2 separate regions of the Mus musculus genome follow, and region 2 is linked to region 1. A link is a loop called in an ENCODE intact Hi-C map of the cell type or tissue named here. Cell type or tissue: left cerebral cortex. All regions are shown on one strand. Each heading gives the region's core, and the rest is flanking DNA. Links, peaks and the distances in the headings are about the cores only.

The links. A loop is a pair of places that touch in the nucleus more often than their neighbours do. Peaks named below come from ENCODE experiments on the same cell type or tissue, not always from the same donor. Only the 100,000 strongest peaks of a DNase experiment are listed, where the experiment ranks them.
Region 2: a loop joins it to region 1, with 2.2 times the contacts of the local background. A loop is called at or near these places in 2 of 42 quality-filtered maps.

What each region holds. Positions count from the first base shown.
Region 1 is chr6:54,674,583-54,687,208 of GRCm38, forward strand. Mturn (maturin, neural progenitor differentiation regulator homolog (Xenopus)) reads left to right here and starts at 7,042. Exons shown (of 3, transcript NM_001289740.1): 1 at 7,042-7,349. The coding sequence starts at 7,188. In left cerebral cortex, for the core only: no CTCF peak of the experiment used is centred there; DNase peaks (open chromatin) are centred at 6,520, 6,999, 7,720 and 7,951; H3K4me3 peaks cover 2,025 bases; H3K27ac peaks cover 1,118 bases.
Region 2 is chr6:54,625,510-54,638,135 of GRCm38, forward strand. Plekha8 (pleckstrin homology domain containing, family A (phosphoinositide binding specific) member 8) reads left to right here. Exons shown (of 14, transcript NM_001164361.1): 10 at 3,337-3,395; 11 at 4,311-4,441; 12 at 4,995-5,065; 13 at 10,201-10,262. Among named protein-coding and RNA genes, the nearest start is that of Gm34249, 25 kb to the right of the region's middle. In left cerebral cortex, for the core only: CTCF peaks have their summits at 4,425 (motif pointing left) and 6,143; DNase peaks (open chromatin) are centred at 4,425, 6,149 and 9,723.

The sequences.
Region 1 (12,626 bases), core at 2,109-10,108:
GCAACGGTGTCATCAGTGAAGCCCAGCGATGACCAGCAAAGAGCTGCAAGGCTAACCCGTGCCAGAGCACCATCCATTGTCTGTTGGGTTATACTTACACTCTTTCCAAACATTATGTGTTTGCTCTGGCTAAACATCACATGCCTTTCACCAGGCAGCTTCCAGCAAAACATCATGTGTCTGTCCTCAACAAAATCTTCTCCTGTGTCTGCTTCAGAAAAATATCCTCTCATAAGGCAGTTTCCCAAAAAAAGAAAAAAAAAAAGTCACATGACACAACAGAGTCTCCAGCGAAAGCAGAATTCCCTGTTTCAGTCATCTCTTCTTCTTCTTTTTTGAAAAAACACTTTTCTGGATAAGAGCAGTGGGCTGGGCAGTATCACCAATATTGCCTTGGGCTCTTCTTTAATACTATTTTTAAAAATCTGCCTCATTATAGTAAAGCACACGCACCCCAAAATCTATTATGCTACCCCTTGAAGTGTTAGGAAAACCCATCACAGTGATGATTCTAGTGAGCCCCTCGTCATGCCCTGCTCCCCCACAATCATGGAAAGGTCCTGATTTCTTTGATGATAGTGTAAGAGTTGCAGAAGAAAGATCACCAAATCCAAAGCGATGCCTGACCAACTGCAGGCAAACATGTGTGGATGAAGTATTGTAGCAAGCATCAGAAGGAAGCCCTGGACACCTGAAGTGCCTCGACTGTTTATAGTTTGGTCTAATCTTCTAGGAAAATGCTGATCAAGACTCTTCTAACGTGGTCTTCCTTTCTTTTCTCTTTCTTTTCTCCTTTTTTTCCTTTTTTTCTTTTTCTTTTCCTTTCATCCTTTTCTTTGTTTCTTTCCTTCTTTCTTTCTCCCCCTTCCCCTCTCCCTTCCCTCTGCCCCTCCCCCTCCCCCTCTCCCTCCCCTTCCCCCCTCCCTCTCTCTCTCTCTCTCTCTCTCTCTCTCCCTTTTGTTCTTTGATACAAGAGTTTCCCTGTGTAGCCCTGCCTGTCTTGGAACTCTTTCTGTAGATCAGGCTGGCCTTGAACTTGAGAACCCACCTGTCCCTGCCTCGCAAGTGCTTGGATTAAAAGTAGGATGGCATCACCACCACCCCAGCTGACATGGTTTTCTATGAGCACTGAATATTGGCCATGCTGCCTGATCTGCCTGTGTTATGGGCTCCTTCTGTCTGGCTCCTCCCTTGTCTTTCCCTTGACTGGTTCTTCCTAGACAGGGATCTTCCAGTGGGCATGTGTGACACAGTTACCCATGAAGCTTCATAAAGAGGCAAGGGCTTGCTCCTTAGCATCTCCACGCCATGCTCATGACAGAGTATGCCCCACAATCCTCCTTGTAATCCAGAATTCCTTGAACATAATGGTGACCACTGTGCTCAGCGCCCACATCTCTATTTCTATCTTTTTTCAGGCGTGGCTTCAGTGTCTTCATTTGGAATATTGTTTGGAATAAGCAAACACATTTTCCTGTTGAGTCGTTAGACTTTGGCACTCTCTCTCGACCTTCCCATTTAAGGATTACTAATTATAAATTAAATCATAACAATTTTAAGTCATCATTTAGAGATAATTCTTGTTTTAGTCAATGTTGGTCTGAAGGTTCTACTATGGGCTATTTTGGTTTCAACTTTTCTCATTAATGTGACAAAACGCCCCGCTAGAAACAACTTAAAGAAGTTGATTTGAGGAAGGTACTACATCATGGGAAGTGTGGTCGTTCGAATGAGAACAGCCCCTATAGGTTCATATGTTTAAATGCTTGGCCCCCTGGTTGGTGAAACTGTTCCAGGAAGATTAGGAAGTGTGACCGTGCGGGAGAAGATGTGTCACTAGAGGTGGTCTTTGAGGTTTCGAAAGCCAATGGCCACTCCCAGCTCCCTCTCCTTCTCTGTCTCCTGCTTGAGGATTGGATGTAAGGTCTCAGTTACTGCTCCAGTGCCATGCCTGCCTGTCAGGGTCATGGTCATGGACTCCCACCTCTTAGAACCATGAGACCTCAATTAAAAGGGTTCTTCTGCAAGTTGTTTGACATTGGATCTTATCATCATCATAATAAAGTAACTAAGACAGTGAGGAAGGCATGGTGTCTGGAGGGAGGAAAGATTTATTTGGTCTTGCTCTTTGGAAAGCATAGTCATCATTGCTTGCCTCCCGCCCCCATGTAACTCTGTAGAACAAAATGGGAATAAAAACAGGGAAGAGAAAAGATGTTGACCTCATGGCCAACCAGGAAGCAGGAAGTAGCAAGGGATAATATATTCTTAAGGACCAGCTTCCTCCACCTAGCAGCTACCTCCACAAGCTCTCCTCAAACAGCATCACCATCTGGGAATCAAGCATTCCAAATATGTGCCTGTGGGAGACAATCCATGTTCAGTTCACACCAGAGACAATCCATGTTCAGTTCACACCAGAGACAATCCGTGTTCAATTCACACAAGAAACAACTCATATTCAGTTCACACCAGAGACAATCCATGTTCAGTTCACACCAGAGACAATCCATGTTCAGTTCACACAAGAAACAACTCATATTCAGTTCACACCAGAGACAATCCATGTTTAGTTCACACCAGAGACAATCCATGTTCATTTCACACAAGAAACAACTCATATTCAGTTCACACCAGAGACAATCCATGTCCAGTTCACACCAGACACAATCCATGTTCAGTTCACACAAGAAACAACTCATATTCAGTTCACACCAGAGACAATCCATGTCCAGTTCACACCAGAGATAATCCATGTTCAATTCACACAAGAAACAACTCATATTCAGTTCATACCAGAGGATAATACTTCTTTCATTAGATTTGGCCATCCACTGGGTTTTTTTGTTTGTTTGTTTGGTTGGTTGGTTTTGTTTTGTTGTTGTTGTTGTTGCAGTTTTTGAAATAGGGTTGCCATATGTAGTTCAGGCTAGCCTGAACTGTGTAGCCCAGGCTTGCCTCAAACTACCACTCTTCTTGCCTCAGTTTCCAACATATTAAAATTATACTCATTGCTACCATGTCTAGCTGGACTTTAAAGCTAAAGAAAACATGATTTACTTCATTCACCAGTACTCATGAAGACAGCTTAGAGAGATTGTCTGATATCTGCCTTGTAGGATCCCAGCTTTAGGGGGAGAAATGTTACTTCTAGGAAACAAGAATTTGGGGAGAATTTAAAAGGAAATAAATTCATCCACTTTTAGAGATACATGGATGAATGTGATTGTAAAGGTTTCTTAGCAACAGGATTACAAATCTTTTTATAATCTATCAGATTTCTTATGAAAACTTCTAGAGGTGGGCTGGAGAGATGGCAAAGCGGTTAAGAGCACTGACTGCTCTTCCAGAAGTCCTGAGTTCTATTCCCAGCAACCACATGGTGGCTCACAACCATCTGTAACAGGGATTCAATGCCCACTTCTGGTGTGTCTGAAGATAGCGGCAGTGTATCTCACATAAAATAAATAAATAAATCTAAAAAAGAAAACCCACCCTCTAGAAAGAACTTAATTTTATACTGGATTTTACAGGACTAGACTAAACTTGTTTTAAGGCTGGGTTATAGCGCAGGGGTAGAGTACTTGCCTTGCCTGCATAAGACCCTCGCTCCAACCCCCAACCCTGTGGTGATGATGATGATAAACAATCTTTCTTTGAAATTATTATGATCACAAAAGGAAAAAGAGTCTGTATTGGTTTGCTTTATATTGCTGTGATTTGGTTTTAAAAGAAAAAAACTGGCAAAAAAAAAAAAAAAAAAAACCCTGGAGAGGGAAGAGTTACATTTTGAGTTACATATTACATATTTGAGTTACATATACTACTACTCACAGTCATCATAGTAGGGAGCCTAGGCAGTGCCTGGAGTCAGGATCTGAAGCTGAAACCTTGGCGTCTGCTTACTGGCTTGCTCTTGGGATCAAGGCCAGCTATCTTTTTTATATTTCCCAGGACCCCTTGCCTAGGAGTGGCACCTCCCCATGGCGGACTGTCCTCCTACATCAGTCAACAATCAAGAAAACATCCTACAGACTTGCCCGTGGGTCAATCTGATGAAGACATTTCTTAATTGAGGTTCTTTCTTCCAAGGAGACCAGCACAGGGCACCGGAAAAAAAAAAAAAAAAAAAGAAACACAAAAGGTTTCTTGAGACGGTCTATGGAGAGCTCCATGTGAGCTGAGAGCGAGCCTCCCTTTCTGGGTGTTGGGATTCTAGAGTTTGTGGTTGAACTGCTTTACAGAGAGCCAATCTTAGTGTAAGTAAACCCTGCACCCAGCTAAGTGCCTTTCACTCCTGCCCGGTGGCCGCCTTTCACTCCTGCCCGGTGGCCGTCCGACCATTTTGCGTTCCTGATTCAGTCACAGAAGTACAGGTGTCACTGAGGAGTCAAGCACAGTTCTGGTGCTCTGCCTTGCACTTCTGTAAGTATCACGATTTTAAAAGACGACAGTAACCTTAGGCTGGGTCTGCAGCACAGGGGGAAATTGCTTGCCTGATGTGTGAGAGGACCTGGGTTCCTCCATCCCCAACATCACTCCCCCGCACCCCCCCCAAAAAAACCCAAACCAACAAAACAACACACACACACACACACACACACACACACACACAATCCACAAACAAAACCAGAAAGTTTTGAAGTGCAAATTTCTGGTTGTGTCATCTGATGCAGACTCACATGGTGTTTTGCTGAGGAAAGACCTATTGGAGGACACTGTGATGTTTGGAGAGAATATAAAGGGGACTCAAGGGACAGTGGCAGTGTGCTTGCATAGCTAGCCTTGCAATGCTTAGCTGACCTCTAGTCTGTGGATTTTCACTTCCTTGAGAGAAGCACAGCAGAGAACTTCTCTTGGGGTCGCTGCTGCTCCTAGTCGCTCCCACTGTCTCGGAGACCTGGCTGCTTCTGCTGGATCATGCCGCCGCTGCTGATTCCTGATTGCTATCCTGACTCTACAGAACAGGACTGCTGGCATCCTGACAAACGGAGACTGGAATCACCCTCAAAGAACTGCTTCTAAACAGGTCCACATCCCCTTGTCTATGTACCATCTTTTCTCCCCTCCCTTCAGACAGTGGGCTAGAAGGGGTGTTGAAGTGGTTGACAATGCTTATTAAGTGTAAGTTTTAAGACTCTAAGCCTACAAAACTGTGCCCGAAGTTTATCCCACCAAGTTTCCTGGTCCTTTGTTACGCAGCCTCTGTTCTAATGTGTGTCTCTAGTGAGGCAGCAGAGAGGAGTTTGCCTCAACTTATCTGTCAAGCTATATGAAGGCCCTCACAGAGGAGCCTCGTGATCAACCCCTCGCCAGATGTGTTCTGGCTGGCCCTCCTCCAGACTCTGCTCCTGTATAACAAAGATAACCCCTCTCTCTTGTTCCATTATTTCAGTCAAAATGTAGATCATGAGAGATGAGTGTAATTAATGCACCACTGAATTTCAGCATCCATTCTGGGTGTTAGACAGTCTCGAGCTTGTGCACATTTCTACACATATTACATAAATGCCATGTCAAATCAGCAGCCATCCAAAATTTAACATTCATGCTTGGTTTAACAGAATGTCAAGCTAATCAATACTGCTTCACACATCGGACACCAATGAGTACTGCTATAAGCCTAGGCATATAATCAAATTTCCTACATTTAAAAAACCCAGGGCTAGAGAGATGGCTCATTAGTTAAGGCATCTAGCTGTTCTCCCTAAGAACCTAGATTTGATGATACACACATGGTGGCTCACAAAGGCCTGTAACTCCAGTCCCAGGCTATCCAATACCCTCTTCTGGTCTCTGGACACCAGACACATACATGGTACACACCAATACATTTATGCAAAAACACTCATACAGATAAAAATGAGTAAATTGTAGAAAAACCCACTGGATTTCTATTCCTTTCACACACACACACACACACACACACACACACACACACACACACACACACTTTCTCAAACCCTAACTATAAGGTCATGAATATATACCCATTTTCACAGATGTGGAAACTGGGGTTCCCAGGACATATCCCAGTCACACTGTCAAGTGGGTTCTCTTAGCCTCAGAAGTCAGGGAGTAGAGGAAGAATCACTCCCACAGTCTAAAGACAAATGCAAAGACAAGCAAATAAACGTAAGGAAATTCTGCCACAGAAATGATCAAAACAGATGACTGTGGAATAACGTCTTCTGCCTGTAATAACAGGTGCACTAGCTGGGCTCCCCTTGGCTAGACTGCCAGCTTACTGAGGCGTTTAGACCCCAGCTCATTCATGTTTACACCCCAGCTAGCAAGGCTCCTGGTTCAGAAGGCGCAGTTTAAAAATAACCACGAATAAATGTTTATAGAATGAATGCTATTTAATGTGTCCCTTCCGGAAGCCAAGTGTTCAGACGAGGACTCTTCTACTCCCTGTAAACCAGTGTGTCTGCTGGGCACGCAGCAGCCAGAGCATTCAACAGGTGTAGTCAACGGGCAGGCTCCTTGCTTTCCAAGCAGGGTTGGGGTGTGGCTCGGTGGTAACATGCCTGAAAAGCACGACTCTGGGTTCAATTTTCCAGCAACTCAAAATACAAAACAAAACCTCAAACCCAACAAACAAAACAACAGTTGGCCATTTTAAGTCATATAATATAAATTCAAGCCAAATCAGTGAAGGTATTTGTAAGAAGCACGCAGCTTGATGTGCGTGTACACTTCCTTCCAAATCAGTCTAGAAAACACACTCTGGGTTCCTGGGAGGACCGAATTTTGGCTTCTGTAGAAAGCAAAGCTGTTTCCCCGGGTGCTCGCAGCACCTCTACAATCAGCCCTGGCAAGGACCAAGCAATCTGTACTTCTGGGTGCGTCCCTCGCGTTTATAGCGGATTCCAGAGAAAGCCTTCCAAACTGGCTCCAAACCAGGGGTCCGGAGCCAGCCCCGCCCCACCCCGCCGCCACCTGCAGAGACGGGCGCCCCGCCCACCCTGACGTCACCGGGCTCCGGGCGGCGCCGAGTAGGGCTCCGGGGATTGGCCAGAGTTCGTGACGTCACGAGCCGGGGCGGCCCCGGACTGGCGGGGCCCCGGGGTGCTTGGGTTCCTTTCAAGGCGGGCGGTGGGGGTGGGGGCGGGGCGGAGGCGGAGCGGGCGGTGTAAACAGACCCGGGAGCCGTGAGCCCCGGAGGAGGCGCGGGCGGCGCCGCCATGGACTTCCAGCAGCTGGCAGATGTCGCGGAGAAGTGGTGTTCCAGCACGCCCTTTGAGCTCATCGCCGCCGAGGAGACGGAGCGCAGGATGGACTTCTACGCCGACCCGGGCGTCTCCTTCTACGTACTGTGTCCGGACAACGGCTGCGGCGACAGCTTTGTGAGTGCACGGGACGGGCGCGCTCCGCTTTGCCCAAGCTCCTCCAGGGGGGCCGGGTGGGGCGGATAGCGGTGGCAGGGTGCCAGGGTGCCAGGGAGCGGAGGTGTGGCAACCTACCGGACCATCGCGCACCGGGCGCGTGGCTAAGAGCATCCCATGGGAGCCTCTATGGGGCACCCACCGGGCGGGGCTCATAGTCCCTGCGGCAGGATCCGAGGTCGGGTCCCCGAGAGGTGTCAGTCCCCCTCGGGGTCTCAGACACAACTCTGCAGCCGCTCCTCCCAACAGGGCCCCCTCTCCAGCCTGCGAGTCTCTCAAACGGACACAAAGCCTCTGTCCACACCCGCAGTGATAGATCTTTTGGACCCTCTTTGCGGAATTACGCCCTGGAGCTTAAAAATGCACGCGCGTGCACACGCGCGCGTTCGCGGGGGCACGCCTATCCCGGGTCTCCTGCTTCCCTAGCTCCTCAATGAGCTGCCAGCAAGTGTTTGTAGCCCATTCGGGTTCTAGCCTGCCATGAGGCTACTGTGTCCTCGCCGAGGCCTTTCGGCTTTTCCAGAGGAAAACCCCACACACCCAGGTCCAGAGGGACCAGAACCAGGAACTACAGCGACCATACCTTTGGCCAGCATCCCTCCCACTAGGTATTCTGGTGCTGACAGTTTAGGAAGGAGATACTGAGAGCACGCGGTTGTGATGGGAGGTGTGTAGGCAGGGCAGGGATGGCGCTTCGTGGAGTGTTTGTAAGCACTGTAAATAATAGTCCCCAAATGTAAGATGGAGGCAGCTGGGGATGAGGGTAATCGTGTGGTCGATGGCCTGAGGCTGGAGGCGCTGCTGCAGCAGAGGAAGATGGGGTGGTGCATGGTGCATCGACCGCTTGGCTCATCAGGTGAAATGACAAAGCTGGACATATCCCCCCACCCCGCTGGGTCCGTACACCTCATCCATCCATGGGAAGTTCAACCTAGGATCCCTGAGACCCGGACAGGACAGGTGCACATCTGCCCAATAAAATATGATCCTGGTTTTGGGTGGCAGCTAGATTTAGGTTCTGTTCACTTGTCTTCCCTTGAGTTGCCTACCCACAAAATTAGCTTCCTAATACCAGTTCTCTGGCAATCTTTGAAGTAGACCTAGCAGTTTGATGCACAGCAAGTGTCCTGCAAATTTAAAGTTCAGAGACCTAGTGTTCCCCCCTATCTTTGTATAAACTCTTACCTGGAACTAAGAATGTAGCTTAGTTAGAACACTTGTGTAGTGTGTGTAAAATCTGTTAAGCATTGAAGGAATTTGAATTAAGTAGCATCTCTGCTATTTGGAAATTTTGTTAACAGTAAGACTATTATATAGCATCTTTCAGTTTACAAACTTTAAGATTGTTTAAATAGTTACAAACACTGATGAAGGCTTGGTCTCTCCTTGGTCAGAGGTATCTATCTGACGGATGGCACTGTGCCTCTAAGCACAGGTAGTTGGCTCTAAAGGAATATAGCAGTACTTAGCCCCTATTCTGTTCGGCCATCCCCAGGTGCACACTTCTGTCTGTGTTCTTGGGGACATCACTCTCTTCCAGGCTTAAACAACTATGTCCTCCTGTTACCTGACTTCAAGTGGCAGCCTGTTGTCACTGGATGCCAAGCAGGGCTGCTTGGGAGTACCCCTGGCTTGTGGTGCTCATATCTGGGAGCCTGTGTTAGTGTAATCGCTGTAAATGTCACTGCCGTCTGCAAGACAGATTCCAGCCCCAATTCTAAAAACCTCCTAACTCTCTCTCTCTTCCCCACTCGGTGTCCAGATCATCAGAGTTCCGCCAGCATCGTGAGGCAAGCATATGCAGGGCCCTGTTCCTCCGTGCCTGTGAGGGCACTTAGGGGTGATCCCTCACATGGCTTGTCTCTTCCTGTACCCAGGCAAGACCCCAGGATCTTGTCTTCTGGTGCTGGAGATCTGAATTCAGGTCTTCATGCTTGTATACAGCAAGCACTTGACCCACCGAGCCATCTGCTCAACCTTGAAAGATGCCTTCTTACTGGGCCTCGCAAGAATTCTATGAGGTAGATGTTGTACTCATTTTAGAGGCGAGAAAACTGAGGCTTGATGTGTAAGAGACTCTGATAGCCCAGATCTCTGTCGCCTCACTGAAAATTGGCTCACAGTAGCTTCAGAGGCTCAAGAACAAAGATGCCTTTGAATGCCACTCCCCTGGGCAACTCCTGGGTGTCTCCCTGCCTCGAAGGCTACCTGCCAATGTAGCCCCTTTCCAAACTGTCCACCATGTTGGGAATTGTGGCTTCGCAAGGAAGGGCTGTGCCACCCAGGAGAAGGGGGGCAGGAACTGGGCAACCAGCTGGCAGTTCTCTCTTCTGCCAACTCAGAAGGTCTTGAGGGCTATCGGCCCTGAGAAGGGGATTGTGGGCAGCCATTCAGGTACCAGGGAACAGAACTCTGTGTGTGTGTACAGGTACACATGCTCATATGCTCCTGTACACTCCCAAATACGCTGGTTTGTGTCCAGTTGGAGCACTGGCTGCCCTCCTCCCTTGAATTGAAGAGTGCCTACACATCACCTAGAATAGAGATTGCTGGTTGCAGGGACAGACAACCCATCAGAAGCATGTTTAGATGCACAATTTTGTGTAGTTTCATCCCCTCTGATCCAAACACATAGCAGTAGCCATATTATTAAAGAAACCGTGCTCACGGAGGGACTCGTGTCGCACGTATGTTTACACGGTTCCCATTTGTGAGCGTGTCTGTGATGTATTTAGGTGGGGCTGCACTGTGGTCTTGCGATGGTGAGAAGGAGAGGAAAGGCGTCTCTTTACCTACTACTTTTGATTGCCCCATCCAGAGTGAGATAATCATGCTATAACCCATTACTACTGTGAGCGCTGTATGAGGAGCCAAGCGCGAAGTGGAATCACTTCATAGAAGTGAAACAACTTCATAGAAGTTATTTCAAGGAAGAACAAAGCCACTTGTATAGTTAGCTAATCGTGAAGAGGGTAACGTTGGGGTGTTATGAGCCCAGATGATTGGGAACCAGCAGTCACTTATCTGCTAATTGACAGGCAGTCTGCAGGCAGACGCCTGTGATTTTCAGACCCCCTCTAAATATAACTGCTGTCTGTGACTTGGCTGAGCCAAGGCCCCCTTAGGCAGCATGCACAGAGGCAGTTGAGGGCATGCAAGCAAAACCCCTGTGGGGTGTTCTCTGCCTTCTGCTGCCTGTGTAGCCACAAGCAAGGTACTTAACCTTTAGAGCACCAGTTTCCTCCCTGACAGAATGCTTAAAACGATGGGCAGGCTGCCTTAGTTATGGCTGACTGTGCTCTTCTCACTGGGTGTGCAAGTGTGTTGGGCGCCACAAAGTGGTTTGTGGTTTCTGTGTTCTGTCTGCTACGTGGATTTTAGATTAAGAGACACCAATTAAAAATAGAGCACTAGCAGAAACTCCACACTTCAGCTAAGATGGCCCATGGCGATATTGGTTTGCGGACTTTTTTAGATGCCAAAATCTGAGGCTACTCAGAGCTAGTATATGAAATGACATATTTACACACACCCTGCACCTAACCCTGTATGCCTTAACTGGGTTAGAATACTGAGAGCGTTTAATACAGTGGGAATAGGAAGTAAGTGGGGTTTGTTTTATTTTGTCCGGGGAATAATCTGTGCTCTGAACCCCTCTTGGTCTCACCAGCTTATAGCTGTAGGTCTAGCAGCATGCCCCCAGGACAAGAAGAGCTCAGAGGGATTGAGTTAGCCTAGTGATCTAACGCCACGCTTTGATGACCAGGTCTTGTCATCTCTATATAGAAAGTGGAACACACTCCCTGCCTTGCCCTGCCCTGCCCTGCCCGCGACTTGCTTGTGCTGTCTTAGGTGGATGAGCTCAGACCTGCTGTAACAGAAAGAGGTACAGAAGGCCTATAGTCACAGTGCCCCCATGGGGCATTTGCTGTAAGAGTGGCAGGTCATTCAGGGTGGGGACAGCGAAGGCCAAATGAGTCATTGAAGCTCAGGGCTGTGGTCAGTAGTGGAACTGCTTGAGTTCTCAGTGAAAAATGTGGGATGAGCCTGGAAGTCTGCATTGTAACAAGCATCCAGGTGACAGTCAACAGTTAAGAACCCCAGCTCGGCTGCACTTCCTGCTCCCGGCATCTCCTGTTATCATAGGAGGCCTGCGCTCACCCCAGCTCCAAACTCACCCCAGCTCCAAGCGTCCTCCGTACCCAGGGCAGCCAGCATGCTTCGGTCTGACACTCCCATCTAATCTATTTCTGTGGCTGCAGATAGTTTCTCCAGTTCCTGCTGTAGTGTTTTCCTGGCTAATGTGGGTGTTTGATTATATGTGCTTGGAGTATTTTCCTGGCTGCGGTTACAGTGGCTGTACCTTATGGCCCAGGACGTTGGGACTTCAGCCACTCAACCTGGTTTTACGACTCTTTCCTTTTATCATCTTTCTTTTATCACACACACACACATGCACGCATGTTCACGCTCGCGCACACACACACACACTTCATGGTTACATCTCAAGTCATCCTGCCTTGTATTCTAACAGTGCTAGATACCTTTAGTTTTGGAAAGAAGTATTTTAAATAAAGTTAAATACTTTATGTTTGTAAAGACAGTAGAAATAAGATGATTAGCAGTCTGTGGATGGTGTCTTTTCAAGTTGTCGTGACCCAAGCCCCTATTTCTTCATGGTACCTTGCAGACAGTGATTCCAGTTAAGGGTTTTGATTTGTTTTTTGTTTTTTTTTCTGATTTATCTATTGCTTTGTGTGTATGAGTCTTTTGTCTGCATGTATGTATGTGCACTGCGTATGTGCCTGGTGCCTACAGAGGTGCCGACTACCCTGGAACCAGAGTCACACACAGTCCTGCGCTATAGTGTAGGGGCCAGGGAATCACACCAAGAGAAGCAAGTGTTTTTAACCTCTCAGCCATCTTTACAGATTTTTTTTTTCTCTTAAGTCCACAAAACCTGTAAGGCTGGGACTCTGGGAACTGCTGTACTAGTCGATGAAGGCTCTTTAGGCAGAAGACCTTTCCTGGGGTTCAAGTCTAAATTCTCCAACAGATAGCAATAAATAGCTCCAGAAGTGGAGTCAGGAGATGGGAAGTCAGGAGCTGTCTTCCTGAGGCTAAGGAAGCTGAGAAACGCCTAACCAGTGCTCCCCACCGGTGCTCCCCACCGATGCTCTCCACCGCCAGGCGTCGGGCGCTGCCATTCTGTTTTTGCCTAAATGAGACACTTCTGCT
Region 2 (12,626 bases), core at 2,583-10,582, 49 kb before region 1:
TGTAAATGGAATACTGTTGTCTACTCTTGTATTTGGCATTTCTCACTATGCATACTTAGAGATTTATCTTTGTGGCATGTATTTCTTGTTCTCTTGTGTATCTGGGACAAGAATTCCTGGTGTTACTGAGCAGCATGGCTTTGTGATAGCATGGCCTGCGGGAATGTCTGTCACATGCGCAGTTGCACTCACAGTTGTTATGTGCTGGGTTCTCGTTGCTTCCCCTCTTCTCACTCGCTGCTGTAGGGAGTTGGGCTTAGGCCTTTCTCATATTCAGTGGCCCTCATTGGAGCTTTAATTTACCAGCTACCACGATATTGAGTACATTATCATACAGTTCTTGGCCAGTATTTTTTGTTGTATGTCTCTCCAAATCTGGCCCAGGTTTAAAGTTGATTGATTTCATTTTATTACTTGGAGTGCTATTACTAAGGATGGCTCTGTTATTGAATTTTGAAAATTCTTTAAATATTCCAGGTAAAATCCCATTATAGATATGCATCACAGATATTTTCCTTCAGACTCTCACTTTCCTGTTTATAGTTTATCTTTTTTTTTAAAAGATTTATTTATTTATTATATGTAAGTACACTGTAGCTATCTTCAGACATTCCAGAAGAGGGAGTCAGATCTCATTACAGATGGTTGTGAGCCACCATGTGGTTGCTGGGATTTGAACTCTGGACCTGCGGAAGAGCAGTCGGGTGCTTTACCCACTGAGCCATCTCACCAGCCCCCTAGTTTATCTTTTTATAAATCTGTTTTTTGAAAAGTAAGTTTCAAATGTTGACAAACTTGACTTTTGTGTTAATGTTTTTAGTTGTCTTAAAGTTACTTTTAATCAAGGGTCATAAAGATACTCTCATGTTTTTTCTAGATTTCTAATTTTACATTGATCATGCATGTACAGCTGTGTGTGCGTGTGCATTAAGTGTGCGTATGCAGAGGCTAGAGGACGGTCTTGGGTGGTCTTCCTTATGCCAGCCACCTTTTTTTTTTTTTGAGACAAAGTCTCTTACTGGCCTATAGCTAAGCATGTAGGCTAGGCTGGTTGGCCAGAGGGCCCAAGGATCTTCCTGTGTCTTCCTCCCAGGGTCCCTCCCATGTTTGAGACACTGGGCCTATGACACCATGTCTGAGGCCCCTCCTCCATCCATGGGCGCTAGGGATTGAACTTGGGTGCTCACTCTTGTCAGGTGGGGACTTTACAGACTGAGCCATCTCCTCAGCCGTAGTCCATGCTGGAATTACTTCATGCGTGCATTGCGATGCTGGGATTGAGGGTTGTTTTGTCTTCATCACAGTCTAGTTATTTAAGGACCATTTGTCAAGAAAAGCAACCACCGTTATTTCTCCTCTTACATTGCTCTGGCTATCTGCTCCAGAACCTTCAGGCCTATAAATGGTCTCTTTCCTGACCCCAGGATTTGTTTGTATTTCCTTAGAATCTCAAGACTCACAATTTTGTTCCTTATCATGATTGTTTTGGAAATTCTAGGTCCTTTGCAGATCTGTATAATTTTAGTTTTAAATTTCCTATTAAAGGGCCACTGGGGTTTTTATTAAAGCTGCATACATTGAATTTGTAAGCCCAATCTGGGGAAAATTAATGTCATTCACAACATTATATCTCCTAGTCCATGAGTATGATATATATGTGTGTTATGTATTTGATGCATATACTTTAGTCATTTTTATTTTCTCTAATGTTAACGTATAACTGTGTTTTATTAGGAATAAATTTTGGACTTTATGGGTTTGATGCTATTTACATATGTAGCATAAATATATGTAGATACATTGATTGTTGTATGCTGGTGGTTGTTCTTATAGTCATTGTCTTAGTTAGGGTTTTATTGCTGTGAACAGACACCATGACCAAGACAAGTCTTATAAAAACAACATTTAATTGGGGCTGGCTTACAGGTTCAGAGGTTCAGTCCATTATCATCAAGGTGGGAACATGGCAGTATCGAGGCAGACATGGCGCAGGCAGAGCTGAGAGTTCTACATCTTCATCTAAAGGCTGCTAGTGGAAGACTGACTTCTAGGCAACTAGGGTGAGGGGCTTAAGCCCACACCCACAGTGACACACCTATTCCAACAAGGCCACACCTCCAGATGGTTCCACTCCCTGGTCCAAGAATATACAAACCATCACAGTCATGAATCAGATAATTTTATTAAAATGCTTTTTTTGCAGCTATTGAAATTTATGTTTTTCTGGTAATTGCCTATATAATGAGTTATGTTCTTTACATTCATTCACTCCTGTTTTGCTGTATTTCTATATTCTTTACCTATTTTCTGTTTTCTTTTTTTCCTCTTTTAATTCTCATTTCCTGTCTTAGGGCCAATGAAGCCGTTGTTCTTTAGCACACTGTTTTATTTCCTATTTGGGGTTCTTTTTAGCTGCATCATTTTCTACCTTTTCTTAAAAACGATCAATCAGATAATTTTTAGAATTTATTTTTTTTCTCTTCTGTTTTTTTTCTTTAACTTTTATTTTTATTTTGTTCTTTTGGTTTTTTTTTTAAAGATTTATTTATTATTATATGTAAGTACACTGTAGTTGTCTTCAGACACCCCAGAAGCGGGCATCAGATCTCATTACGGATGATTGTGAGCCACCATGTGGTTGCTGGGATTTGAACTCAGGACCTTCAGAAGAGCAGTCAGTGCTCTTACCCGCTGAGCCATCTCTCCAGCCCTTCTCTTCTGTTTTTATGCTATGCCTTAAAAGTAAAATTTATGTTTAGTAAATATAAATAATTAAAATTATATAAAGTTAGGAGTATAGTCAAATCAGTAATGTAATATAAGTTTATAGAAGATACATTAATATAGCAAAATAAAAATTAATGTATCTTACATAGCAGCATATCTAAAATGTCATAAACATGGAGTCAGGGTAGAGAGCCATTAGTGAGATTTTCTGCATTTTTCCTTTGGTGCTACATCTTTAAAAACCGATAGGTATTTTAGGCTTACAATTCACTTCAGTTTGGACTTTGCAACATTGAAAGTACTAAATAGTCACACATCTGTTGCTGCCACACTGGGCAGTGTACCAGCCTTTCAAATGAACACTCTAAATCGATGAGAGGTGCTTTCATCAGACCTGCCACGTAGGCCCTTGTCACAGAGACACATCTCAAAGCAGTGAGATAGAAAGCTGATGACCAAGTCCAGAAGTCAGAGTAATATTGGGGAAAATAGCTTCTAAATGTATTATTATGATAAAAATATTTTCTAGTATAATAATATATGTTTCCTAAATTAAAAAAAAACAAAACCTTTTTCAGAATTGTTTTTGATCCTTTTTTTTTTTTTCAGACAAACTTGGTCCCACAGTGTTTGCTCCTGTTAAGATGGATCTTGTTGGAAATATTAAGGTGAATATAAAGGAGAGGGGGAATCATTCACACTGGGAAGTTTGAGTAGAGGAATAACTGCTATGCAGGAGAGGCAAGCCTTTAGTAGGCTGACCACTGGATCAGTGGGGAGCCATGTCAGCAATGAGTATATGCATTTTGGGGTTAAACAATAATAAAAAAAAACTATGTTGGTTGGCAATAGCTATCATTTGTCTGGGATACAGAAGACCAAATTCCTGGTACAGCTAGCTGTGGGGCCATCAACAATAGGAACTCTCAACCTCCTTCCCAGAAAAGTGAAAGTTGTGTATATTACATCTAGCACTTGTGAATTAAATCTCTTTTTAAGCCAGGCATAGTGGCACATGCAAATCTCAGCACGTGGGAGGCAGAAGCAGGAAGATCTCTGAGCATTCAAAGACAATTTTATCTGCAGATTGAGTTTCCAGGGCAACAGGGCTGGGTAGAGAGAACCTGTCTCTAGAATAAAATAAAATAAAATAAAACACAGTACTCATCACTAGGTGTGATGTGTTGAGGAAGTTCTGTGAGTACCGTTCCTGGGACGTTAGGAGAGAGAGAGAAAGAAGTACATGGGCTCTCACTCATACAAGTGATGGGTTTGTGTGTGTGCGTGCGCGTGTGTGCATGCTCAGGATGAGAAGTAGTTTGAAACAGAAGACAGTTTCTAAGGGAGGCAATGGTACCCCAAGAATGATGCTTAAAGCTTGGGACTCTTGGAGTTTGTTAAAGCTCACAGAATTTTTGGAATTTTTAAAATACATTACCCTAAAAACAAGAAAGATAGTCAAGTTGACTTTGGTCTCCTAGAAGTCTTGTTGCTTGTAGATTTGAATTCTGTACTGACGGTACTGGTGATGTCACAGTTTCCAGCTGCCACAGTTGCCCTGTTTTGTTTTGTTTTGTTTCCAGAAGGTAAATCAGAAGTACATAACCAACAAGGAAGAGTTTACTACCCTCCAGAAGATAGTGCTGCATGAGGTGGAGGCTGACGTCGCTCAGGTTAGGAACTCGGCGACGGAAGCCCTCTTGTGGCTGAAGAGGTAAGAGGTGGAGTCAGCTGGATTGCTCACCCAGCTCAGGCTCAGCTCAGCTCAGCTGGAATGCTCACAGCTCACACCACCCGTGCCTTTCAGAGAGGCTGTGACCAAAGCTGTAACCTTCTGTGGGAAGTCTGCTGAGCCAAGCATTGGCCCCATAGTAATACATGTTGGTAATATTGGTAGTATTTGTAAGATCAGAGTTTTAGGCTGGAGAGCCAATGAGGTTCTCTTAAATGAGCAGCTTTCTGCTTCGATGGCAAAGCCTGGGAAAACACTGAACTCAGAACCAGAGTCTCTGGACTGCTAAGTCTGGTGTGGGGCTCTAGAATTTTCATTTTTCATGAATTCTAGATGATACTAATGCTAGAGCACCATAATTTGAAAAATGTTTCAGAGATGGCAGAGAGGGTGAGGGGAGTGTCCAGAACTTTCTAATAGAAATGGCAGGGAAGCTGGTCAGGAAGGATGTCTGTCTGTCCTGCCCTCTCCCTACCTTGCCTGAGATACTGAGATGAACTTTGAAAATAATATTTTTTCCTCTCTTTAATTTTAGAGGTCTCAAATTTCTAAAGGGATTTTTGACAGAAGTGAAGAATGGAGAAAAGGATATCCAGACAGCACTGAGTAAGTGTGCCTCATATTCTGATAGATCTGCAATTAGACTTGAGATAGCAACCCTGGAAATGGGACAGAGTATATGGAGACATTTCTACTTTGAGTTTATTTTTTTTTCTTTTTAAATTAATTTCACTTGTATTCACTGCTTCTTCTATGCTTTCTTAATAGGGCTCTATAAGGACTGATGATGCATGTGGTTTACCTGGCATGTATGAGTCCCTGAGTGTGATCCCTTGTCATAAGAAGGAAGGAGTAGAGGGAGGGGAGCTAGGGGTCTGTGCAGTGCCCGGGTCAGCTAGGTCTGATGTGTTAAAGATCTGAGTATCATCCTAACCCACATGAGATGAGTTCTTCTAAATTAGTCTATCGGAGTCCATATTTGAAGAGAAGCTCAGTTTAGAGCACATGAAAGAAGGTGGACAGGGAACTCATGGGGAGTTGCTGTGGAGTGAGATCAGGGGCCACCTGCCATCCTGCATTGTTCCACATGTCCATCTTGTAGTGACAGAGCCAAGACTGCAAGAAAGGCCTTTGTAAGAGGAGATTGAGCTGTATCTCCAGCACGGTGCTGTAATTATAGCATGTAGGTGCTTACTAAATAAATACTGCTATGTGGGTTGTGCGTTGATGCATCTATGCTATGAAGCTAGACTTCGTAGCATCCTCACAGTGTACTGATAACAACATGGCTGAGTTCTCACTCCAGACCTGTGGAAATCACATTAGTTTGGTGTTATTGAGATAGGGTGTCACAGTATATATAGCCCAGGTTGACCTCCAACACTTAATCTCTTAGGTACTGGAATGCAGGTGTATCCCACCACAGCAGGCCTAGCCTAAGTCTTGGAGTATGTGGAGGGAGTGGAAATCTTGTTACTCTAAAGCCTGGATTTTTGCAGTGTTGAGACAAAGTCAGACACTAAGTAGCCATGGTTATAAACAGAAAAATAAGTTAATTCCATTGCTTTGGAGAGGGTGGTACTTTTTTCAGTTTCCAAGGGGGCATCTTCAGAGACTGAAAGCATTCTAGGCCTAGATAAGATTGTATGAGCTAGAAGCTTCCAGGGCTAGGCATACATTAGCAGACAGAGGGCGCCTCAGAAACAACAGTTACATCAGGAGAATAAACGTTACATTTACAACAGGCAAGCACTCTGCCCACAAGCTACACACTCACCCAGCCCTTGATCTACAGACAGGACCCAGAAGATGTTGACTCTGTGAAGAGAAACTAGGGAGGACAGATGTTGCTCTATGACTAAATTATCATAGCCAGCGTTGGCTCTGCTCTCCCTTCCCCATCCTCCCTTTGGTGCTGTTCTATGAGTTCTAAAGTTCCATTCTGACACTCAGGCTTCTTCTTAAAATGATGTCTTAGTAATAACCCTGGTTTCCACTGCCATTCAGTGTGAAGAAGTAATGCACTTACCCTAGCCATCCCCTCATCAGACATGGCTGCAAGACTATGTCAACAGATGGGATTTCATTTTCAATTCTTTGACTATTTCCTGCCTACTTGTGTACGTGTGCTGTTTCCTGCCTACGTTGTATTTTGCCATTTCCATCCCATACTTCCTCTGATCCTCTTCCATTCCTGATAAACACTTCACAAATTCTCCTCACTCTCTGAATTCCCTCGGAAGTATAAATGCCAGTGTTCAGCAGGAGTCTGGAGAAGCCTGTCACAGACCCAGGCTCTATGAGCTCTGGTCTGGCGGTGCATGCTAAGGCTCATAGGCACCCCAGGCAGGCTTGCTCACCCATGACAAACGTGGCCTTAAGAGGACATTTACATAAAGATGTTCAGACCCCAAAGGCTCCTTGATGCAGATTTCTTCTGGGACAGTGGCTTTGCCTGTTTGTTAAAAACAACAGTCTCTGAAGTGGAGCCTGCTATCTTGTCTGACTTGAGTTAAGGTAGAAATGTAGGTAAAAGAGTATATGTATAAAACTATGTCTTTACTTCTGGAATTTGCTTTGAGACTATAAAAGACAGACTTTTGTTATTATTTTTTTCACAAAGAATAAACATTTTTGTAAGAATTATTTGATGTGATACAAATGCCCCAAATTGTCATTGCTTTCTGTTCTTGGGAGAGTCACTTCCTTTCCGGGTCTTTCATCTCTTCCTTTGTAAAAGGAAGAGAAAGTCAAACAGAATGATAAGGCTTTCCATTTAGAAATTTAGAATGAGTCTCTGGGGAACAGACACATCTCACGAATTGGGAGAAGGTCATTTATTTTATTTTTGGTTTTTTTTTTTTTTTTTTTCAGACAGAGTCTCTCTGTGTAGTCCTGGCTGTCACTGTATAATCCAGGCTGGCCTCAAACTCAGAGAAATCCATCTACTACTACTGCCTTCTGAATGTTGAGATTAGAGATGGGCACCACCATATCAGGCTCATTTATTCCTTTTAGAGACCTAAGAATACTGCTGGATTATAGAGCATGCAGTATGAAAATACATGAGAACTGCCATGAGGATTGATGCTTCTCATTATCTGATCTTCTCTGTGTAGCCAGAATAGACCAGGCTTAGACTTCATCTTATTTTAATACAGCCTAAAAAGAGACGATTTCCCTGGAATGTTGTGTGCTAGTTAAGTCTTCTGGTTTCTTGTGTATGTGAGTTTACAGGTGTAGGGGTACACACATGCTGCACTGCTCTTTCTGTATCTTCTCCATTGGATACTGAAAGTCAGGGAGGAAAACAGTAACGTTTTCAGAGCTGCCACTGAACCCTACCGAAGTAACTCAAAATCCACGGCTTGGTGGATAAAGACCTTCGCGGTTTGATCCAACTCCTGCTCATGGTTGTGCAACTTGGCCAGGTTCCATGGTTCTTTCTCGTCTGCAGCCATCACCTTCCCTTCTCTATATCCTATCCAGCCTTCAGGATGCCCAAAGTCCTCTGTCTGGTACACCAAGCTGGCTTAGTCTCTGTTCCTTTGGCACTATGTACAAACCTCTGCTTAGCAGTTGGCTGAAAATCCCATTTGTCATACAAATGTATCTTATATGATGATGGCGAGTTAAAAGGCTAACTCCTTCTCAGTCGAGTTCCCGAGGGCAGAAGATTGACTGAACTTAATTCATCTGCGATCCATTGCTCTGCACCGCGAGTGGACTATAGTAGACACTCAGTCCTTGTTAAGTAGAACAGCTTTCGCTGTAGGTGACCAGAGCAGATTATTTACAGTGGCAGTTAATACTCTGCCTGGATTAGGGTCACAGGAAAGTAAGGAGCCCCACTGCCTTCCACAGTAACTACTGTCCCTGTGTCTCCTTAGATGGCTGAGAGGGTTGGAAGTGTGGCTATCTTACTTGGTTTCCTTTCCTGCCTGCACTCACCATTTTCAAGACATCACCAAAACCCTGGGCACCATCTAAACTTCCCACGTGCCATCTACAGAGTCAGCTAAGTTTCTGGTTTACACCAGAGATAAGTGTCTTTAACCAGGTCCTAGCCTGCTTAGATTATTTGCCTAAGAGAAAAAAAATAAATTTAATATTGGGTGTACCTTGCAACTGTCTAAGAACTTGTGCATATTTGTATTGAATTTTTAACCCTTCTGCATGAGCTCCACACTGATACTGACATCTCATCCTGTTTCAAACAAGGGATAGCCAAGGATATCGGTTGTATTTAAAACCTAAGTCCTTATAGATAAAAGTATGTTATAACATGGATTGAAGCATTCTTTTATAGAAATATATTTTGCGCAAATTCAGATTGTGCAAAGTGGAAATGCTAACTCTAAAAAACACTGACATTTTTTAATAAAGCCTTATCCAAAAAAAATGAAATAAAAGTTGCCTAAAATTCTGTAATTTCAAAGCTGTTGAAGGCTTCATGCCCTCTGAGCTGCAGCTCCATGCCAGTGCTTACTTCCCAGCAAAGTGCAGTGTCCTGTGCTCTGCAATGCTTTCCCCACATAGGAACTCATACTGTGGTCCTGGTGTCTGTCTTCTTGCTCTTGTCAGAGCTGAGCATGATTGTGCAGCCTATCACAGCATCACCTAAGTCTTCACCAAGTGGCACAGTACCTGCACTAACCGGATTAGCCCAGGAAAGTAAATAGGTTTGCAACAGAAAACTTAGATGTGCTCAGGCAAAACCTGGAGATAGAGACCAAGCCATCCCTGTGGTGCGATGTACAAACAACCCAAGAATGCCATAAACTCCTGGGATGCCGAGTAGACATGGACGCAACGTATGAGGAAAGTGCATGGCGAGCTGCAGATGGATGGCTTCCAAGCATGCATCTAGTCTGTGGGAATGGTGCACAGTCCGCTTTAAGTGTTTTATACACTGTTGCCCAGTATTTCAGAAAGTGGATTCCCTGCACAAAATGCCATCCTTGACTCCTGGAAGTGTTTAAATTAAAATTATTATATACAAGTTTTTAAATCTCACTTTAAAATATCTGGATCAAAAATAATAGGCAGTTATCATTAGCATAATAGGTGTGAATGGCTTTATTAAGAGTTTTCCATGATTACCTTATAACTAACTCCAGGCCATCCTCTCCAGACATTTTGTTTGTTTGAAGGACGATCTGTTTTGTTTTGAGACACAGTCTCCCTCTGTTGCTTAGACTGACCTCTTTTTTTTTTTTTGGCACAAGTGATTCTCCAGCTCAGCCTCCTGAGTGACTGGAACCGTGGGTGTATATGCTACACATTGCTTTTCTGTAACATTTTTGGGGACTCGGGCTTCTATACTGTATATTGAGGGTTACTAAGAGAATTAAGACAAATGTTTGTTATCTCAGGAGTGAACATTAGAATTGTCAAGAATTAGAGATGACTTTACTCACTGGAAGATGGGTAATTAGAGAAGTATCTAAGCCTGGCCAGAAGGGAGCCTGCATTTCAAAGAACAATGGTTTAGATTCATTGCATAGTTCCAGTTGTATTTAATGATAATTTTCTATATCTTTTTCTCTCACCTTACTGTGTTATCTGTGAAATTTTTCCACTGTGATAATAAACTGAAGTTCAGATACAGTGACCCCAGTATAGGTGAAAATTTCTGTTTGTCTTGAAAGAAAAGAAGCCAGTAGTTAGCATATATTAAACAGTGTATTATACAAATCACATTGGCATCTTACCATCCACAAAATCTCTTTCTTTTCAAGATAACGCATATGGCAAAACATTACGGCAACACCATGGCTGGGTAGTTCGAGGGGTCTTTGCGGTAAGTCAATCCTGTCTCCTAGAGTTGCATAATGAGCAAGGTGCTGGGTCTTGTTAACATTGGTGGTTCTCAGCCTGTGCACCAAGACCCGTTGGGGAGCATCGAACCACCTTTGACAGGAGTTGCACACCAGATGTCCTGCGCATGAGATCTTAACATTGCAGTTCATAACAGTAGCAAAATTACAGTTATGAAGTAGCAACAAAAATAATGTTATGGTTGGGGATCGCCATACCATGTGGAACTGTATTAAAGGGTCGCAAAGGTTGAGAATAACTGGTCCACATGGTCTTTTCTGCTTGCTTTAGTTTTGGAGACAAAACCAAAAAAGTCAGCTCATTTATGTTTATAGGCTTTGAAATGTGAAAATGTCAGCAATAGAAAATGTCTCACAAAGACTAGCTAGCAAAGACTTATGAGTGGGAGCGTTTCAGTGACACTGGAGTTGTGCCTCTGACGTGGTTGTCTGCAGAGAAGAAGAAAAACAGAGCTGGTTAGGCTGTGGTCTCAATACCACCAAGGAGGGATTAAGCCCAGTGATGAGTCCCAACTCACAGCTCCTCTGCTGCTCATTAAGTTCACTCCCAGCTCTTAGTTCAGGTTTTTCGGGTTTTGGTTTTTGTTTGTTTTGTTTTGTTTTTAGTTGGATTTTATCTTCAAATATTAACTGTGTGGGTATGTAGTAATCTCTTCTTAAACAGTTATTGTAACAATGAGGATATTAGACATTTGTATGCGTGTGTTTGCCTGGTACCTAGCATCTCCTCCTTCCTGGCATTTGCTTTACCTTCTTAGCTTTTAAAAATACATTTTATTAACTCTTTCAAATACTGACCTAGTTTATATATTACTTTAAATATATAGTTCTATTTATACATGTTTATCTTTATATACCCACATGTTTATGGTATGTATGTAAATTCATATTTTTACATTTAGTTTATAGTATAATTATGTAGTCTTTGTCACTAGATTCTGTGATGACTTTTGTTGCTATTTGTAGATCAAGCCCTCAGCCTCAGTTGCCAGACGAGCCCCATTGCTCTAGTCCCAGTTAAGACCATTTCACTATCATGAGAGTCTGAGATAAAATACTATTATTAGTGGTTGCATAATGCATCCCACAGATTGCTTCATCCTCTGTAAGAAGTGCAAGCCACCTGTAAGTTTGTTCTTAGCTGTGGCACAACATCTGTTCACATACATTATTTTACTGAAATTCTTATTCCCTAAAATAGACTGCTGAAGGAATTGCCTATCAAACACCACACATTGCATTTACAGGTTACAGTTTGGAGTATTTATCACACACTACACATTCTGAGAGACATGAAGTTATTGCTCTACTAACACTGAGAGTACTCTTATTTTCCCTGTTAAGAACAGAGACCTGAGACACAGAGAGATAACCCATCTTTGGTCATGGATGGTGTTGGACAGTATCTAGTGTTTGATGCTTATGGTATTTAAGGAACCTGTGATTTCAGGCATTTTGCCTCAGTTCACAGTTACTCCCCAAGACATCCGTACTTTGGAAGGCTTATTCTAATGTGCCAACTAGCCAATCTCAGTGGCTCAGAGAAAACATCTTTCCGTCCCTGGAATTTGACTCATTTGCCAGCCAAGTAGTGAACTTTTATTCTCAAACACATCCCATCTGAACAAATGCCAGTCAAGGTCCTGCCACCAGCTTGTTGATACCCAGCTGTTGCTTGACCTTCCTGCTCTCTGTCAGCCAGGTTGGAGAGTTGAGCTCACCATTGGCCTTGCCTCTCTTTTCCTAGAGTGCAGCCTGCCTTATTTTCATTTTTTCTCTCTTTCCTTTATACTTACACTATCTTCTGTATGTTTATTAGGTGTCAGGCTTTGGGCAAAACACTTATACGATCTTCATCTTTAAAATAAAAAAAATATTTATCTGCCTTCTATGCTTGAGGAAGGTGAGGTTCTAAGAACCTAAGCACTTTGCTTAAAGTCTTCAAATGAGTATGTGAAAAATCTGAGATGCAAAGATACAAGCCACTCTTCCTTCACAAATGAGGATGGATTCTCAAAGGCTTTCAACGTATAGGGGGACAGTGAAGGTTCTCTGCTGTCTCAGGAGAGCCAGCCTAGCGATACTTGGAAGAGAAGTTTTGAGAGCTTTTAAACCAGACTAGCCAGACTGCAGTGGAGATGAGGACGGATCCTAGGAAGTCTCCTACCCAGAGAGATGGTTGGGAAGCACAGAGTGAGCCTAGCTTTCATCCTGGCCCCCACGTTCCTGAGACTTAAAATGCTCATACAAGAATAAAGATAGAAACTGTACATGGTTCTTCATATTATGATTAAAATGTCAGTATAGAAGCAAAAAAGAAACATTAT